4 separate regions of the Mus musculus genome follow, and all the other regions are linked to region 2. A link is a loop called in an ENCODE intact Hi-C map of the cell type or tissue named here. Cell type or tissue: left cerebral cortex. All regions are shown on one strand. Links, peaks and the distances in the headings refer to the core of each region. The heading gives the core; the rest is flanking DNA.

Region 1 (4,596 bases), core at 255-4,254, 88 kb before region 2:
TTCCTGGTCTGTCTCAATGTAAACAAGCCACATGTGTCTGCTATCACAGACCAAGCTAGTTCACTGCCTTCCCACTATGATGAACTTTGCCCTTTCATACCACAAACAAAAAAAAAACAAACAAAAAAAAAAAACACAACGCCACAGCTCGTGTAGGGGAAATGCACAGGGACACATCTCTAGGAGCACGGCGAGAACAGCATCTGACTCCTGGGATGGCCAGCCCCCTGCCCTATGGATGCAGTCTGTGGTTCTTGGCTATGTCTGTTCTCACTTACATTCTCTGGCCATGCCTTCCTTGTTTTCCTGAGCACGTACTACATGGCCAGCCCTGTATTGATCCTGGAGATACTGTGGAGAGGCAAGACTGTGCCTTCTCCTGTCCCACAGACAAAATGGCTAGGCTTGTATACTGTCCCCATCTGTCTAGCAGCCGTAGAGAGAAAGGACACACTTACTGAGGATGAGAAGTATCCCAACGGAGAAGAGGACCACAGCAAACACCAACCCCCCAATCCTCAGGGTCTGGTAGTCTGCAAAGGGAGGAGAAGTGAGAGGTGGGAGAGAGGCGGGGCCAGGAGGTCACGCCGGCCCCTCCTGGATGGGACCACCCCCCAGGGCTGCTGAGCTCACTCACCGTAATAGAAAGGATCCTTTTCTTTCTCCTTCTCAGCTGCTGGGAAAGATGTGACATGGTCAAGAGGAAGACAGCCATACTTCCTGTGACTTCTCACCTGCCCCATAACCTCTAGTCCCCACCAAAGAGTCCTTGTGAAGGGGGTTCACTGGGCAGAGATACTGGAGATCATGGAAGATGGGCTAGCTGGGCTTGGGGGTCCTCGCCTGAATTAGAGTCTTTGGGGTCCCGGGCTCACATTATGTCTTTCATTTCCTCCAAAAGACCAGGTCTATTATCATCTAGTGACAAAGGGGGAAACTGAGACCAAGGGGTGGGGGAGGCTCGTGACCTGCATATAAAGTCAGGATGGATTAATTACAGTCTAGGCTACAATTCCACAGGAGCCCAAGGTACCTGGAGAGATTAACAGAAGGATTGCTGAACCCTTGTGGGAAACAGTGGGAGAAGGGCGTGCAGGGGGGCCCTGAACTAGGATCTGTTTTCCTCTGCTGACAGTAAGAGCCCGTGACCAGATGTAAAGTGGCCTAAGATCTCAACCCTAATGTCTGAATGGGCCAGAATCTTCTGCTGGAAAGGGCTATGTCTGCCAGTTTGGCACAGCAAGGCCCTAAAGGATTCTTACCACTCGCCAGGACCACAGGGGCCAGCAAGCTGCAGAGGACCAGCACCGTCTCCATGGTGTCTGGGGGTAAAGAAGCAAGACATTACTCCAGGGACAGAAGACCTTCCTCGGTAAGCCGTCACCCTGACAGGGCCTCGTCCTAGCCTGAGCTGTATGGGGAGCTTGTGTGACCTGAGGCCACTTCAAATCTCCGGGACCAATGCCACCTTATCAGGCTCTCATCAGACTCTCAGAGAGCTCTGTGTGGCCAATACTATTAACCCAGATGAGTCAGGACACTTAACAGGCACTGTGCTAGGTCCACACTGCAGGCCTGGAACCAGAAACTTGCTGATAATTATCGCCCTTCATAGGGGGAGCGGTAGGGCCCAGGTCAGATGACGGCTCAGGGACTCATTAGCGTGGGGCTTCTGGGCTGAAGCCTTGCCTTCCCAAGGGCTTTGGAGATGTCTCACCAGTGTCCTCCTTCCGGGCCAACTTCTGCCTCATTAAGATGTGGGGCCCTGGGCCCAGCTCCCACAGTCAACAGCCCGCCAGAAAGTGTTTTTAAGATATGTTTATATTGTATGTGTGAGTGTGTGTCTATGTGTGCATGTGTGCAGGTGTCCTTGGAGGCTAGGAAGACCAGCTCACGGCATCTCCAGGAGCTGGAGTTACAGGTGGTTAAGAGCTGTCTGATATGGGTGCTGGGAACCAAATTTGAGTCCTCTGGAAGAGCAGTAAGCATTCTAAGCACTGAGCCATCTCTCCAGACCCTAGGAAGTGTTTTTCTATCAGGTGATGGGTGGAAGACTCTTTCTGTTCCCCAAACGCTATCACAAACCCTGATGCCCATATGTGATCTTAGGTGTCCTTCCTGTTGTTTCCTGTTTTCTCAGCTTTCCCTAGAGGCCCCATCTCCTAAAGGTGATAATTGTGTTAAGGTAGTCTGGATAGGGGTTTCTAAGCATCAACCCCAGTCTCTCCTCCCACGGAAGTCACTGACCCCTCTACGTGGATCTCATCAATTTCTGGTGATGAAGTGGGGGACTCTGATGGGACACACCAGGGACATGTATCAGTGGGGTTACACTTGTCACTCTCAGACTCAGAAGACTAATACAGAGTGAGAAGTGAGAAGAATGCAAATCAGGAGCGCCCAAAGCTGCTTAATCTTTTCCATGCAGGGTAAGACGGGCCACAGCTTGAACCTGTCTAGAATGGCCGGTCCCACGCTCAGTCTAACAAGTGACCCTGCTGCCATCTACCAATCAGACACCAGGGGGCAGCAGAGCTTCATCCATGACCATTTCCAGCCAGAGTCCTGTAGGTGTCAAATCATCGCCTGCTGTGTGAACATGCACCTTGCTCTTCTTAAAAACTATGCTTGACCCAGATATCCAATAACATTGCTCAGAGTGATTCTGTGCATATGTAAGTGTTTGGGTGTCTGAGCGGGCGCATGCTCTTGCATGTGGAGCCACAAGGTCCACGTCAGATGTCTTCCTCACACACTCCGTACTTTATCTTTTGAGACAGAGCCTGGAGCTGACAGATTCTGATTCAAGGAGGCCGGCGGGCTAGCTGGCTGGCTAGCTGGCAAATTCCAGCCATCCTTCAAACTCTCCATCTTCTCAATGCTGAGACCGCTGTTAGGTGCCACTCCACATAAGTTCTGGGGATCAAACTCAGGCCCTCACACTTGAGGTAAATGCCTTACTGACTGAGCCTTCTCCCCAACCCCTAATATAGCTTTAAAGAATTATAATATGTACAGGCCCCTGGACTTGCCTTAATCAACTTTGTACTGAAGATTTATCTATGCACAGCTCTGCAGTTAATTCATGTTTAACACCTGGCATTTCATTGTGAAGGCAAACTATTGTGTACTGATCCATTCTCTTGTTGATGGACATCTGGTGTCTTTAACGTGGCATTGCTAACTTTACGTGATAGGGTTATAAACACTCACACCCAGTCTCAAGAGGAACCTGTTTATATTGCAGATGCGGGGAAGGGGGGGACCACTCATTCCTGGACACCAGAAAACATAACGACCAAACGACACTTATGGTGCACGAAGTACTCTCCTGCTTAGTTTCCTTTTAAAGGGAATACGGCTTGGCCCCTTGGCCGGTCTCACCCTGCAGCCTGGAAATGGCGGCCACGAGTGAGCATGGCTCTGAGACCACGGCTTGGGTGACAAACCGTCAGTGCTGCACAGTTAATCACTCTTCACCCGGTCATTCCCCTCCTATCATCCGGCCAGCGCGATGTGATTGATCTGCCACTCCCCATCCAGATCAGTTTGGCATTAATAGATGTCCCAATTTTTGTCAATTTCGAGGCATAAAATGTAGCATTAATCTGGTCACTTAGTAATTGGGTGTTTGACATTTCTGTTTCTTCACAGGTGATAGGATGTTCTTATCTTTTTCCTGTTTCAAATCATTTTTTTCCAATCTTGACATTAAACCTCAGTTATTGAGTATTCCAATATAATATTCCAATATAATATCTCCTCTTAGCCTGTGATTTGTCTTTTTACTTAAGAACTTTTTTTTCACATTTCATTTACTCACTCTGTGTGTGTGTGTGTGTGTGTGTGTGTGTGCGCGCGCGCGCGCGCGCGCGCATGCGCCCCAGCAGGTGTGTAGAGGTCAGATGACATCTTGGGGGGGGGGTGGGAGTTCTCGCCTATCACAGGCATCATGGGAGCAAACCCCAGGGTCAGGCCTGGTGGTAGACCCTGGAGCTCCTGAGCTGTCTTGCTGGCTCTGTCTTTACTTTTAAAAATTGTCTTACAGGGCACAGAACTTCTCAGTTCTAATATGATGATCCTATGTGTCTTTTTAAAGACATTTCTTCACACAGGTAGGCCACATTAAAGGTTTGTTTGTGCTTTGTGTTTTGTTTGTGGTATTAGGTGTCTGGATCTAAGAGACCCTAAGTCAGCAACTGGAGGAGTGCCCAGAACCACAGACATGCACCATTGAGCCCAGCTACACTCAAAACTTGTATTCCACTTGGAACTGAGGTGTGAGGTAGGGGTCTGAATCTTATTTTTCTCCCATTCTGATAACCAGATGTCCCAGAACCACTTGGAACTGCCAGCCACTTCTCGTGGTGTTCCACGTCGCCACCACAAGTCTGGTTTCTGCTTGGCTGTGTGGTTATCTCCCAGCTTCCTCTTTGGGTGTATCGGCTAATTTGTCTCTATGATACTCTCCTTAACTTTCTTTTTTTTTTTTTCAAGATTTATTTATGATTATATCTAAGTACACTGTAGCTGTCTTCAGACACACCAGAAGAGGGCGTCAGATCTCATTACAGATGGTTGTGAGCCACCATGTGG
Region 2 (4,596 bases), core at 381-4,380:
CATGTCCATGATTCCAGCTCTTAAGAGGTGGAGGCAGGAGGATCTCAAGTTTGGGGGGCTAACCTAGGCTACATAGTGAGTTTCAGACCAGCTTGAATTACAGAGACCGGTCTCAAAAAAACTCAGAAGAACTCACTAGAAGATGGTGCTTTCAATGCTGACACGGGGACAGTCCCAGGAACTGGGACAAGTTGTTCATCTCATATGTCTTTTCCCACTTAAGATGGCGGAATGCATGAACGGTGAGTTGTGGACTACAAGTTGAGTGTCTGGCTGTTAAATACTTAGCATGTAGATCTTTTCTGTCTAGCTGCCCTCTGGACAGGACATCTTCAAAGATCAGTTACAAGGAGGTTTGTCAGTTTGCTCCTCCAGGGACATAGATCAGTGTGGCAACAGGTGGGCTCCATTGAGGCCATATATGGCTTGGCACAGACACCTGTTTCTATACAATTTCCGAGTTCTGTGGGGTCGAAGGGGGCCCTGTCCTGTCTAAATCTTCCTACAACACGCCTTCATGTGGCAGATGCCTCTCCCGTGAAGCACTTACCATAGCCACAACTATGTACTTCACGGTATGTGGTAATTTCGAGACAGAGTCATGTAGCTCAGACTGTCTCTAACTACATAGCTAAGGACGACCAAAGCCTCAGCAAGGACAGAGGCCAGGTCCACTTTAGCTTTCCTTATTGAATCTCATTATCAGGTTTTTGGTTTTTTTTTTGTTTTTTGTTTTTGTTTTTGTTTTTGTTTTTGTTTTGTTTTTTTTTTTTTGTTTTTTGTTTTTTTTTTCAAGACAGGGTTTCTCTGTATAGCCCTGGCTGTCCTGAAATTCATTTGGTAGACCAGGCTGACCTCGAACTCAGAAATCCGCCTGTCTCTGCCTCATTATCCGTTTTAATAGTAAAGTAAGCCCAAAAGATGGCATCGGATTGGTAAAGGATGAGATCTCCAGCCTCAAACTTAGGAAGCTGCCTGTACAGACGGCTGGGCTTGAGCAAGCCTTGTATCCGGGTATTTTTGGTAACCACCTCCTCCTTCCCCCTCTGGCCCTGGTCAGCTATCAGCATGCACATTCACACCGCCTACCCTCGCCTTGAACTGGAAAGTACACAATGGGGTACAGTGGCATGGCCCCTGTTAGCATTCCTTCTAGGCTCCGCCCAACAGTTACCTAGCAACAGCCAGGTAGGCCTGGCTTGTTCTTAAAGACTTTGTTTGGTCGCTCCTTGCTCACTCTGCCCCCACCCCTGACTCTCTTCTCTCGCTGACCCCTTTCTCCTTCTCCCTCTACCCCCTGTCTTTCTCTGTCTCTACTCCCTTCCCAACCCCCCTTCCCACGCATAAATAAACTCTGTCCACACTATACCTGTCCTATGGCTGGTACCTCAGAGAGAAGGGATGTCACAGCACAGGCCCACCAAGGCCCCCTCCCACTGTACCATACTTGGTTCTATCAAACATATCCTGGCTCTCTTTTATAAAGCACAACAGCTACTGTGTAGACAGAGGTGCAGACTCAGTGTTGCACAGATGGCAGGTATCTTGGACGTCTCAATACTGATTTTTAGGCCTTGCATTCCTCTATTACGAGACTGCAGCCCAGTAGGATATAATGATGGAGTCGTAGTCCAGTAGGACCCAAACTGCTCTGTTAGCAATGGGGGTGGTAAAGGCCTTGCTATGGGGATTCTCTGTACCACTTCCTGCCTAAGATATGATGCTGGGAGTAGAGCTGCTGAGTACCCTCACAGCCAGCCCAGGCACCTCCCCTCCCTGCTCCAGTGACCTTTGTCATCGTTAATATCTATGATGTGTAGGACTTGCTAGGCAAGTAACTACCTCATTGGCGATGGCCTATGGTTTCTTCTTCCTCCACCTCCTCCTCCTCTTCTTCCTCTTCCTCCTCCATCCTCTGCTTCTTCCTCCTCCCCCTTTATTATCACCACCATCATCATCAGATCTTTACCAAACAGGCCAGTGGTCCAGATATTATGCTGAGTGTTGGGGAGGGATGTTCATGAGATAAAAGTGATTAATGAGATATGACCAGCACATGCTACATTCCACAGTCAGGGAGATAAGATATGGACTCAGTCTGTAGGGCAGTGTGTCATAAATGCCAGGCACAGGGTGAAGTTGACTAGTGATGCCTGGTTTCAGAGGAGAGAGAGCATGCGCTAGAACTGTGAGCGAGGCTGGGCTGGGCTGGCTTAGAGTGTTTTCCACTCTGTCATCCATTTACTTCACGTTGTTCCGTGCAGGGATCAGTCAGATGCTCTCACGACATTGCCCAGATACAAAAGAACCCGGACTGGACTGATGATGAGTGAAGAGTGGGTACTCCGTGAATGAAATGAGAAGCCCACTTCCTCTGCACCCAGTGCCTGATGTAACGTCGTGCAGCCTGGGTCGCAAGCGGAAGAACCCCACCTGCTGAAGTCATCCCTGCTGAGTCATTTCCGGGGAAGTGACTTGGAGAATCTGCACGCTCGCGTGAATGTCCTGCCTTCCAGTTTCTGTCTTCGGGCGCCACCTAGTGACAGCATTCGGAAAAGCTCTCTGCTCCTTCCACCTCCTGGCTACCCCCAGTACCGGTTTTCCTCAGTTGCCTCATACCCTGTAGCTCCCAGTACGAGACACCCCTCTTCCCAGTCCACTTCCTCTATAATTTTCTCACTTTGACCTTTTCCCTGAGCATCCTCTTGAAGAAACATCATCTTGTCATCTTCACGGACTTTTCGGAGTTCTCTAAGGGATCCTTTCTAAATTAATTCAGTGCTTTGCCAGTGAGGTGTTGGGGAAGCCGATGCCACTCTTCAGGTCCCTGAGACTTAATGCTTCCCAATGTTGCCTCTAGATCTGCATCCTCTTCATGTGTCCCCCTTTTCTGTACCACTTGGTATACCACACTAGACCAAATTAGAGTGTCCTGGTGGCACATATCTGTTTGGGTGTCCTGGGGTATGCAGATTGGCAAGAGCCATGCTCTCAGGAGATGTGACAGAGGGAGGCAGGTGAGGACTCACAAATTAACTAATGGATGTAACAATGAATGATCCAGAGGAAACAAAGTGGTTAGCTGAAAGTAGAAGAATCTATGTGGTGATGGGAATGGTAAGAAGGTTTCAGAGGAAGACAACAAAGAGGGGGCTGGAGAGATGGCTTAGTGCTCAAGAGCACTTGTTCTTACAGAAGACCCAGGTTCCATTCCCAGCAGCCATACGGTGGCCCACAACTGTTCATAACTCCAGTTCCAGGAGCTCTGGCACCCTCTTGTGGCCTCTGTGGGCATTACGCCCACTAGACATACATGCAGGCCAGGCACTCATACACTTAGAAAAACAAACCAATGAGAACAGTGAGGACGGAGGGGGAAGAAGTGAACAGTGAGTCCCTTTGGGGTTGATGCGCTACCATGAGACCCTTGGGGCAAGGTGGTCAACATGACTTTAAAGGTAGCAATGTCCTTGTGTATGCTGGAGTGTAGGTCCCCGAGACAGGCACGCTGGCTTCTCCTTGGACCTTCGTTTTCAGTGGATTGATTACATACATAAGGGAGTTTTTACTCTTTCACTTGGCTTCTCTGTTGGTTTGGGTGGGAATCAAAGAGAGAACTGAGAGTGGCACCCAGAGACCGGAGCAGAGAGCAGCTGTTTGAAAACAGAAGTGCAGAGTGAACTCACACAGGGCTCCCTTGGAAGTCCCTCCGGAGAAGACTCAGATGACATCACCTCCGGGGCCGAGCTGAGCTCATCTCCTGGGACTCTCAAAGAGCAGGGACTGCTACCAAAAGATGGGGGGGGGTCACAGTCCTGTCACAGTCTCTACCCCAAGAAGACAATAGATAAATAGATCTACCCAACCAGACCAATAGAGAGAACCAGAAAGGAGATTTGCTCATTGTGGTCACATTGGGAAGAGGCAGATCCAGTGACCACTTCAAGTCCATCTCAGAACCCTAAAGTGAAATTGAAATTTAAACAGAGGGCTAGGAACTTGCATATCTAAGCAGTCCTGGTCAGAACGCCCACTGATCCATTATTGTCTGGGCTTCATTCCGTTTCATGAGGTGATCTGAGAAGCTGTGAGTGTCTTTCTGGGAAACAAGTACTCTCTCACTCCCAGCCAGTTTGATAGTCAGGTCAGGAGATACCTAGTTCTTCCAGGCCTGTTACTGGAGAATGGCTGATTTCTTGGATTAACCTTCAGTGCACTCACTGTGCCCTTTAGGATTGGCCTTTGGGTATCTCAGGCTGCCCTGGACCCCAGGTATCACTGTGATGCCCTCTTGATAGTTGAGAGAGGCTAGAAGATACCCAGTAACTTGCTGAAGATCAGAGGGTTCTGAAGAGGGCGAGGAGGGTTTGACTCTGCGCTGGCACCTGAACCACACGTGAAACACTTGGGTGAATTTTAAGGTGGATGCTTGTCCAACCCCCGATGCCAACATCCAGGTGTGAATGGAAAATACTTCCTTGTTTCTTTCAATTCCCATCATAGCTATTCCTGTGTTGAAAACAGAAAGAAACCTGACAGCATAAACCGATGGTTCTCTATTAAAGGGGCTCTGGTCAGTTTCTGGAGACAGTTTTG
Region 3 (4,596 bases), core at 266-4,265, 110 kb before region 2:
GTTGGAGTGGTTTTGGCCTTGTTAGAGGAAGTGTGTCACTTTAGGGATGAACAATGAGACCCTCCTCCTTACCACGTGGGAGCCAGTCTTCTCCTAGTAGCCTTCAGATGAAGATGTAGAACTCTCAGCTGCACCATGCCTGCCTGGATGCTGCCATGCTCCCACCTTGGTGATACTGGACTGAACCTCTGAATCTGTAAGTCAGTACCAATTAAACGTTGTCCTTATAAGAGTTGCCTTGGTCATGGTGTCTGTTCACAGCAGTAAAACCCTAACTGAGACAGACTAGTTGGACCACAGATCACCCCCCTCCTCCTCAAGGGAAGAAACTAAGGGCTCTGGCTGAGCGGCCAGAGACCCAACGAGTGAAGACATCTCCCCTATACCTTAGCTCAGTCTATCCCTGGGACCTGGCTATCTTGAAGGTGGGCTCATAGGGCACTGCCTCTTTGTCATCTCTGGACATCATGGTATCCTGAGAAGAGGGGCCGAGACAGAACGCTCCCAAATGATTAAGGGGAGGGGTCCAGGAAAGCTGGTAGTCTTGACTCTTAACTTGGAAATAATGCCTATCGCAGAGTCACTGGCCCAGGGTTTCAGTGGGTTTTGCTGGTTCCCAAGTGTCTTAGTTAGAATTTCTTTCTATTGTTGTGACAAAACACCATGACTAAAAAGCAAGTTGGGCAGGAAAGGGTTTATTTAACTTACACTTCCATATTGCTGTTCATCACTGAAGGAACTCAGATAGGGGACAAACCCAGGTGCAGGAGCTGATGCAAAGGCCATAGAGGGGTTCTGATTAATGGCCTGCTCCCCATGGCTTGCTCAGTCTGCTCTTATAGAACCCAGGACCACCAGCCCAGAATGACACCACCCACCATAGGCTGGGCCATCCCCACTGATCACTAATTGAGAAAATGCCTTACAGCTGGATATCACGGAGGCATTTCCTAACTAAGGCTCCTTTCTCTGCAATGACTCTAGCTTGTGTCACGTTGACACAAAACCAGCCAACACACCAAGACTCAGAGGATGAGCTGAAGGCTAATACTGGGAAAGGCCTCAAAGACACCCCACCTCAGTGAGCCTACACACCACCGACTCTGCCCCAGACCCCATGCCTGCACAGCCCTCCTTACCCCTATGCCTTCCTCTAAAGCAGCCAGTGTGGTCACTCAACTATTGTTTACTGAGTACATCCTCTGCTGGATCTGGGATGGCCACTAGGGGGCGTGCATGAACTTAGAGGTATGATTCCCATCCTGGACTAGCTAATCCGCTGGGGTCTGGAGTGAGAGTATATTCTGATCTAAGAAAGTATGTCAGGGTAGCAGGAAGGACCCCAGAACAGCCGAGGTCCATTCTGCACCCCCTGTTCCTGCTCATGTCTCCTGAGTGGCTGTCTGAGGGTTCAGGCCTCTCCTGAATAACTTTATTAACTTGATAGTGAATGTTTGGTTTGCAGACAAGAGACCTGAGCTGTTGTTTACTGCAGAGCAGGAATGCTGAGGTCCAGAAGTTTCTGTGTGAGTGCAGACTTGGTTATTGATTGACAGGACTTTCTGGGAGGTTGGGGGGGTGGTAACAGAGAATTCACCATGCTCCATATGATCTTCTTCCTCTACTTCTCCAGGTGCCTTGTGGCAGCCTTTCTCACGTACCAAGCTCCTGTGCTCATGTGGCTGTGTGCATCTAGTTGTGCATTAAGAACACTAACTACCCTGGGCCAGGGAGAGGACTTACTCTAGCTCCCACGTCCCCTTCAGAACCACTGCCCCTTGACTTTTAGACTGGACCTTAGAATTTTCATCTCCTGCTTTGTTTCCCCAAAAGCCAAGTCTGGAGACAGACAGGGACCTTTCCAAGGTCACACAGCAGGCTTGGGGATAACACTGGTAGGAAGGCCAGTTTCTGTTTTCAGGGCATCATTGGTGGCCTGTGGGGCTGCAGCAGCTGTTCTGATCCACCAGCTGCTGCCTGGCTGGGGACTTCCTACCCTCCTCCATCTCCTGCCTGGCTCACCTGGGCATTCCTCCCTGTGACACCAAGACACTCTTCCAGGAAGCCACCGTGAGGAGTTCTCAAAACAGAGGACCAGGTTTAAAGATGTAAGGACAGACAACAGCACTGTGGGATTATGGGACACACTGGGCAGCTCAGCAGGCTTGGAGAAACAAAGCTGCCAAACGGGGCTTTAAGAGTGGCTCTAGCCCCTGACTCCCAGACATGAGGCCCATGACAACTGAGGACCGCCCCCCTCATACACACACACACACACACACACCCTAACCTATGTCCTGCTGCCATCCCCCTTGTCCCTCCAGTGTCTTAATGAAAGCCTGGGCACTAAAGTTCCAAATTCTAAGTAGAAGTTCTTCCCAGCCCCTCAGCTATCCAACTGTAAGAACACAAAGCACTCCCAGTTCCTTGTGCAGCCTGAGACGGAGGGGACTGGAGTCCCCAGAATCTTCTCCCTTGCAGCCTCAGTGTTGCTCTCCTATCACACTTGACTGTGGAGGTTAAGTCGCTGACTCCGAGGCCCAAACTGATCCAGATTGGGACAGCAGCTATGGGATTCACCAGGCGGGGCTTCTAACCCGTATTGACCATCCAACTGCAGTTCCGAGCTTGGCCACCTGGGGTGCTCGTCTGCAGAGAAGCCATTCACGTCCCTGCAGGGGTACTAGTAGATCCCTGAGCAAGGTACTAGGGGAGGAGGAACTCCGTCCTCCCTCTGCCCTGATACCCTCGTTTTTCTGTGGGCAGGGCCAGCAGAGCTACTCAAAGTAAGTCTTTTGGGACACCCACTTCCTCACTGAACCAGTAACCGCTGAGGTGAGGTGAGAGTGATCCCCAAAAGTGCCAAAGTTTTTAGAAAAGTTGGAGAGCCGCGCAAGGAGTCCTCACACTCCAGGTGAGCCAGCCTTGGTCCCAGCTTCTAAAAGGGAAGCCAGGTCCAGACAAGACAGGGCCCCACCCAGACAGACCACTCATCCCAAGATGGAGTCATTGCCCTTACCCTGGGTGCCCCATACTTGGGTAATTGTGAGTTTGGAAGGGAGAATCTGGATATTCGGGATAGGATCATGATGATAACTCGAGCTGTGGGGTCTAAAGCTTCGTGGAAAGGAGCGGTTCAGGAGATCAGCTGTAATTTCAGGTGACTTTGAGTAAGTCGTGGGCTCCCTCTGGTAGTAATAGAAGGAACTGCAACCTAAGACAGCTAGGCTCCTACAGCTCTGTATAAGCGAAGCAACACTTCGAAGACTTGATTTGTATTCTGTAGTTTAGGACAGCTTGGATGTGTAGAAAACCTCAGAGTGACAGGCACCTTCAGTAACTCTCAGCAGAGGAACTTCCTGGATAGTGAAGGGAGATGTCTGGGTCCAGGAGCAGGTCACAGAATCAGAATGTCCGTGGAGCAGTCTCAGCCCAGGTCTGGCTCACTGAGCCTCAGCCCGGGGGGGGGGGGGGGGTGGCAGAGGGCATGGGGATAGGAGGAAGGCTTACCAGTAATCTCATGTTTGTACCTAGATCTACCTACTCAACAAATGGTTAGGCCCAGGTCAGGCAAAGTCCCTAAAGTCTACCTCAAGTGTACCAGTCTGGCCACTTAGAGAACAGAGCAGAAGACGTGGTAGCAGACAGAAGTGACTCACCAAAGACCATTTAAGTGATGGGCTGGTGTATAGAACATTCTGGAAACATGACTCCTTCCATATGGCTCCCACTTCTCTCTAGTGGACCACAGACCTTGAATAATACCTCTTCCCATTTGCCTTGCCCCAGGCATCCAGAAACCCTGAAGAGTTTGTCTCCTCCCCGGTCCTACCTCTGGTCAGACTGGCTCCACCCCAGCTCATTCCTCCCATCCTCCAGGAGGAGCTCAGAACAGCAGTTCTGACCTCTGTTTCAGGGTATGAGGTCATACTTTGTCAGTGGTGTGATACTGAGCATAGTACCCAGACTTTACCTGTGTGCCTCAGCTGACACATGCCCTTCCACCGCAGGCTCCTCTCATCTCCCAGCCCTGACAGAAAAGGCAAGCAGATTGCCACCACTACCTTTCAACATCCCCTTCTATACAATGGCAACAGTCTCTCAAAGGAGTGCCTGCGATCACTTATGGAAGGGTGGGTGGAAGGGTGGGCGGGTGGGCTTCAGAGCCTGGGGCAGTGGGTTAGGACAGAAGGCTTAAGTACCAAGTGAATTGGCCTGTCCACCCTGACTGTGTAGTTCACCCTAACTCAGCCTGTTCCTTTCAGAACAGGGCTCTGCTCAGATACTCAGAGATGTAGCTAAGGAGGCCTGTCACCAGATGGTGCCAGCATCCAGCCAGCCCTCCAGTCTCCTTAGAGATTCCATGGGAATGGAGGGAGAGGGAGTTGAACCTCTGTGAATCTCTGCCCAGATGGATGGAGCTGAAGCATGCAGTAACAGGGGACTCGCTCTCACCTTTACTCCTGACCTAGGGGCAAAGCAAGCCAACATCCAAATAGATGGGCAGGGGTGGGCCCAGCTGGAGTTTCCTGAACCCCACCAACTCAAGGATGGGCTGGAAGCATGAGGTGAGGCCTTTCTGACCACTTACCCTGG
Region 4 (4,596 bases), core at 375-4,374, 79 kb after region 2:
ACCAAAGCCAGGTCACCTGTGGTTTCACCCCCAGGGTGACACTCAAGCCAGGCAATCTGGGCCTAAATACTGCAGGGCTGTAAATAGGAAGCCAGGGCATCTGGGGAGAGGGGATGGTGGGTGGAGCAGCTACCTCTCATGAGTAAGGCTTAATTCAATGCCCAGCCCTGGAAATACAAGGAGTCTGTGGTGTCATGTAATGGTAGAGCGCATGCTTAGTGGGCCCCAGCCAAGCATTCGTTTCAAAGCCAATCCTACACCTATGGGAAGACATTAGAGTCTAGCTGCTCACTGGGATATAAAGCATGAAAGTGGCTGGAAGATGGGGAAATTCTAATCACCTATGTGTTACTGTGAATGTTAACAGGAAGTCTTGGCCAGATTCAAGTTCCCTTGACCAACGAAGGTTGCCCTCTGCCCGAACTCCATGTGAAAAGTCATTGCCACCCACCTCCCATCATCCCTCTGTCCCTCTTCATCTAGAGAGCATTCCAGATACCAAATTCCAGAGTCCTTCCTTCTACAGCTACTCCAGGTTCTAAGAAACTCAGGCAGGAAGACAAATGGGAGTGGTGGGGGATGGGGGGTGGAGCCAAACTGGCAAGAAAGGAGGCTAAAGGCAGGCCGGAGCTCCTAAAGGCAGCCAGGAAAGTGTGCAGGTTGTGCCTCAGATGCTGAGCAAGGTTCAACATGAGCTAAGCTAGGCTGCAGGCCCTTCACTCTCATGGACATTTTAAGCTCCTAGATATAATTATATATTTATTCTTGTTCTAAGAGAGCCTCTAACGACTGGGTAAATATGATGAACATTTGTCATCTCAGCATTCTGGAGGCAGGAAACAGGAAGATCTTGAGTCTAAGATCAGCCCAGGCTACATGGTGAGTTTCCAGGCCAGCCTGAACTATAAGACCAATTTCTATCTCAAAAATGTAACCGCTGGGGCTGGAGAGACAGTCCAGTCGTCAAGAGCGCTTGTTGCTTTTGAGGAAAACCTAGGTTTGGCTTCCAGCACCCGCATGGCGGCTTTACCAACACTCACAGCTCTAGTTTCAGGGGATCTGATGCCCCCGTTGACCTCCTTTGGTAGCATACACATGTGGCACACATAGATGGAGCTAACATACAGAACACACACACATACACAAAATACAAATGCATAAATCTTACATTTTTAAACAACTTTTTAAAATTCCAAATCACAGAGGCCTCAGGAAATCTGGATCGATGTCCCCTCTACACCTCTAGGCAAAAACAACCATCTCTCCCTGTGACGGTTAGCAACATTTGCCGATCTCACGTGATCCAGAATCATCTGTTAGACACACAAATGTACATCGGGTTGATTGCTATAGGAAGACCCTGAATGTGGCCAACGCATTCCACGGGATGGGTTCCTAGATTGAATACAGAGAGAAAAGAGGGCTGGGAGACGGCTCAGTGGGAGAGATGTTTCCTGTGCAAACTTGGGGACATGAATTCAGATCCTCAGCATCCAGGGAAAATAAGGAAGAAGCAATAGAGGGAGATGCGAGCACACACGCGCGCGTGCGCACACACACACACACACACACACAAATACACACACACACACACACACACGCACTCTAAACACCAACATCTCCCCCCCGTGGATCTTGACTGCAGATGTAATGTGACCAGGCTTCTCACCGTTCTCGCTACCATGACTCCTCCACCAACTATGGCTTCTCAAACCATGAACCAGAATAAAGGTTTCCTTCCTTAAAAGGAAAGGCCTTGGTCTTTCCTCAACTGTGTCTGCTGTCACAACTAGAAAGGTAATATACTCTCTCACCCTATAACCCTCTACCCTGCAGCCTCATCCCACAAACACTGCCTGGCACTGTCCTGTCATACCCAAGAGGACGGGCCAACTAGGCTCCTACTTCAAGGCCATGGCCTAGGGTATGGTCCTACCTGTGCTCTTGTAACCTCCCCTCTAGTTTCCCACTGGCCTTTCAGGGCCCCCAGCACATCCTGCATTCAGCAGGAAGCCATCACTCAAGTTCCAGAGTCAACAGTGCCATATTCAGCAGCCCCCTGTCACACACAGATGCTGTACCTGGAACTGCGGGTTTGGGACCCACCTGCCTTCTCTGGAGATGGATTTACCCATGTCTGTGTGCCCAGAGCCTGTCTCTCCAGCTCAAGGCAGAACCCACTCGGGTTCAGGGCAAATGTTTCTTGGATGCAGTAAATGCCCAAGCAGGGCTAATTCTGGAGACAGTGACTGAAAAGTACAGAGGGCAGTCCTGAGATCACATCACAGTGGCTGTCATACTGTAGCCATACTGTCTCTGGTTGGAAGAAGATACTGTGCTTGACCTGATCTGGGCAATTCACGTTCCTTCTTGAAGGCAATGCTTTCTCTCTACTTTCTATGGTTGCCCTCTGCCCCATAACATATACACAGCCATTTCCTTCTGTCTCCCTTGGCTCTTGAAGGAACATGAGCCACGTTCTCACTGCAAATATCTCACTGTAAAAATCTTACAAACTTTCACACCACAGCACGGAAGAACACATTCCTGTGAGCCGTGCGCCCCCTAGTGGCAGAAATGGTTCCTTTTCCAACAAGGGAAGGGCTCTTGGAAGGCTAAATGGTAGAACCGCTTATGTAATTGCCTCTTCAGGCCAGTCCTAGCTTGTTGTGTGTTTATTCAATTGTCATACACTGTTGTTTTGCCAGACAGACAAGAAAAGGAGGCCCAAGAGTCACTACAGATCTCTGGTAGAGAAGACAAACAAAGGGAGAGTCTCTTCCAGAGAAGTGTGACACACCACTTAAGTTAAAGGGAGTCTGAGAACGCTGCAAGAACCCTGATTTGGGGGTACCACTGAGAGGACTCCCTGGGATCACATGACACTATTGCTATGCTCACATCCATGTAACTGGGTAACAGTTCAGCTTCCACACGCGGGGCCCGCTGTGGTGGGAGGTAATTGTTCCAGAGTCAGAGTGTTGTGGTTCAACTGTGATAAGACACTTTGCAAGAAAATGGTGGAGTTTCTCCAGGGGCCTAGAAACCAAACCAGGAAGGGGCTGAAGTTAAGAGACCAGAGGAGTCAGGAGACCCAGTTCCTTCAGAGGAGAAAATATAGTTGTAACAAACGACGAGACCAGAAAGGAGAAGAAATGGACGACAGACCACTGAGCATTGAGTTTTGCGAAGCCATGAGGCCATTTTGTGAAATTAAATGCAAATTTTTAAAAAAATCAATAGCTATACTCAGCATCAATTCACCTACATTCATAATTTGATAACTGGCTCCAGAATCAGGCTAACCACAGGCATGAGAGTAAACTCTGTTGGCGCCAAGGAAGTAGGGCAGCTAACTGTTCTACATAAGTAGAACGTGTCCTACAGTCATTTAAAAGAATTTCCAGGCTTGGGGGGCTGAGGCAGGAGAATTACAAGTGAAGGATCTGCCTTGGGTATCTCAATAAGACCCTGTCGAGAAATAGAAAACAAAACAACAACAAACAAAAACAAACAGACAAACAAAAGACTGTAGCTCAGTGGTAGGGAGTTTGTCTTGAGAGGCCTCTCAAGTATGTGGGGCAGCTACTCTGTTGTGGGACTATTCTGTTGAAGCAGGAAGTTACTGTCCATAGCACATTTTTGGCTCCTACTCAGCCCTGGAGACTTCCTGTAGCCCCAAGGTGATCCCATACCCCTTGTGCCAGTTCTGCCCCACCTTGTATTGAGGTTTCTCCTCTAAAGCAATATCAACTCTGGTATTCACCCCAGGGCCAGGTGTATGGGAGAGTCCTGGGTTGGGATGGGTCCTGGGTGGAGTGGGCGTAGGCAGATCTGGATAGTCAGGTGGCCAAAGCATAGATACACAAGAAATTCTGGAGTTCTGGATAGGAGGGGCCCAGCGAGGGAAGAGGACTGTGCCAGGGGCTGGACTTGGCACACCTAGTCAGAAACACACTTTATGAACATTTGTTCACTCAGAGTGTGAGGAAACATGGGGTGAGTGCCTCTCTCCTGGAGTAAGGGCAGAGCAAATAAAGGGTATGCATGCATGGCAGAGTACATGGGCCCACCTGGAACTCCAGGGATAGACACTAAATATGTCCTCCTGTTAGGGTAGCCTGTAGGGACCAGGAAGAAATGAGGGGAAGGTTCAGCAGGTGAGTGTGCTTGCAACCAAGCCCAAAGACCTGAGTTTGATCCCCAGAACCAACATGGCAGAAGGAGAAAACCAACTTCTACAAGTTGTCTTCTGACCTACACATAAACACACACACACACACACACACACACACACACACACACACACACACACACTTCAGAAAATGGTTGGTGCCGTCTCCTTGCCAAATGGAAACCAGCACTCTCTGAACCCCTTTGCTTTCTTGGCCCTCAGTTAGAGCCCACTGCTTAAGAGGGAAGCCAGAGTGAGCCACAAAGGGGCAAGAAAGGCAAGTTACAGTCAGGCTGGGAAAGATAGCAGGTCCGGGACAGAGCAGGATGAGACCCACCCCAGGCCAAGTATTATCTGGGTTTGCCCAGGGCTGATGTATGTCATGCAGTCTCACTGAATCAACCGGCACTAGTAAACTCTTC

What was found. Peaks named below come from ENCODE experiments on the same cell type or tissue, not always from the same donor. Only the 100,000 strongest peaks of a DNase experiment are listed, where the experiment ranks them.
Region 1: a loop joins it to region 2, with 5 times the contacts of the local background. A loop is called at or near these places in 36 of 42 quality-filtered maps.
Region 3: it touches region 2 in a loop (5-fold over the local background); 24 of 42 quality-filtered maps call a loop at or near these places.
Region 4: a loop joins it to region 2, with 5 times the contacts of the local background. A loop is called at or near these places in 26 of 42 quality-filtered maps.

Annotation. Positions count from the first base shown.
Region 1 is chr9:45,386,714-45,391,309 of GRCm38, reverse strand. Fxyd6 (FXYD domain-containing ion transport regulator 6) reads right to left here. Exons shown (of 8, transcript NM_022004.6): 2 at 1,263-1,322; 3 at 638-676; 4 at 459-533. The coding sequence starts at 1,317. Among named protein-coding and RNA genes, the nearest start is that of Fxyd2, 17 kb to the left of the region's middle. In left cerebral cortex, for the core only: a CTCF peak has its summit at 2,514 (motif pointing right); a DNase peak (open chromatin) is centred at 2,532.
Region 2 is chr9:45,298,496-45,303,091 of GRCm38, reverse strand. No RefSeq gene overlaps it. Among named protein-coding and RNA genes, the nearest start is that of Tmprss13, 18 kb to the left of the region's middle. In left cerebral cortex, for the core only: CTCF peaks have their summits at 2,534 (motif pointing left) and 3,287 (motif pointing left); DNase peaks (open chromatin) are centred at 2,500, 3,291 and 3,626; H3K4me3 peaks cover 485 bases; H3K27ac peaks cover 516 bases.
Region 3 is chr9:45,410,546-45,415,141 of GRCm38, reverse strand. No RefSeq gene overlaps it. Among named protein-coding and RNA genes, the nearest start is that of Fxyd2, 6.8 kb to the right of the region's middle. In left cerebral cortex, for the core only: CTCF peaks have their summits at 1,222 (motif pointing right), 2,636 and 3,198; DNase peaks (open chromatin) are centred at 1,219, 2,640 and 3,182.
Region 4 is chr9:45,219,725-45,224,320 of GRCm38, reverse strand. The region is part of intron 1 of BC049352 (cDNA sequence BC049352); the gene reads right to left. Among named protein-coding and RNA genes, the nearest start is that of Tmprss4, 18 kb to the right of the region's middle. In left cerebral cortex, for the core only: a CTCF peak has its summit at 2,568 (motif pointing left); a DNase peak (open chromatin) is centred at 2,571.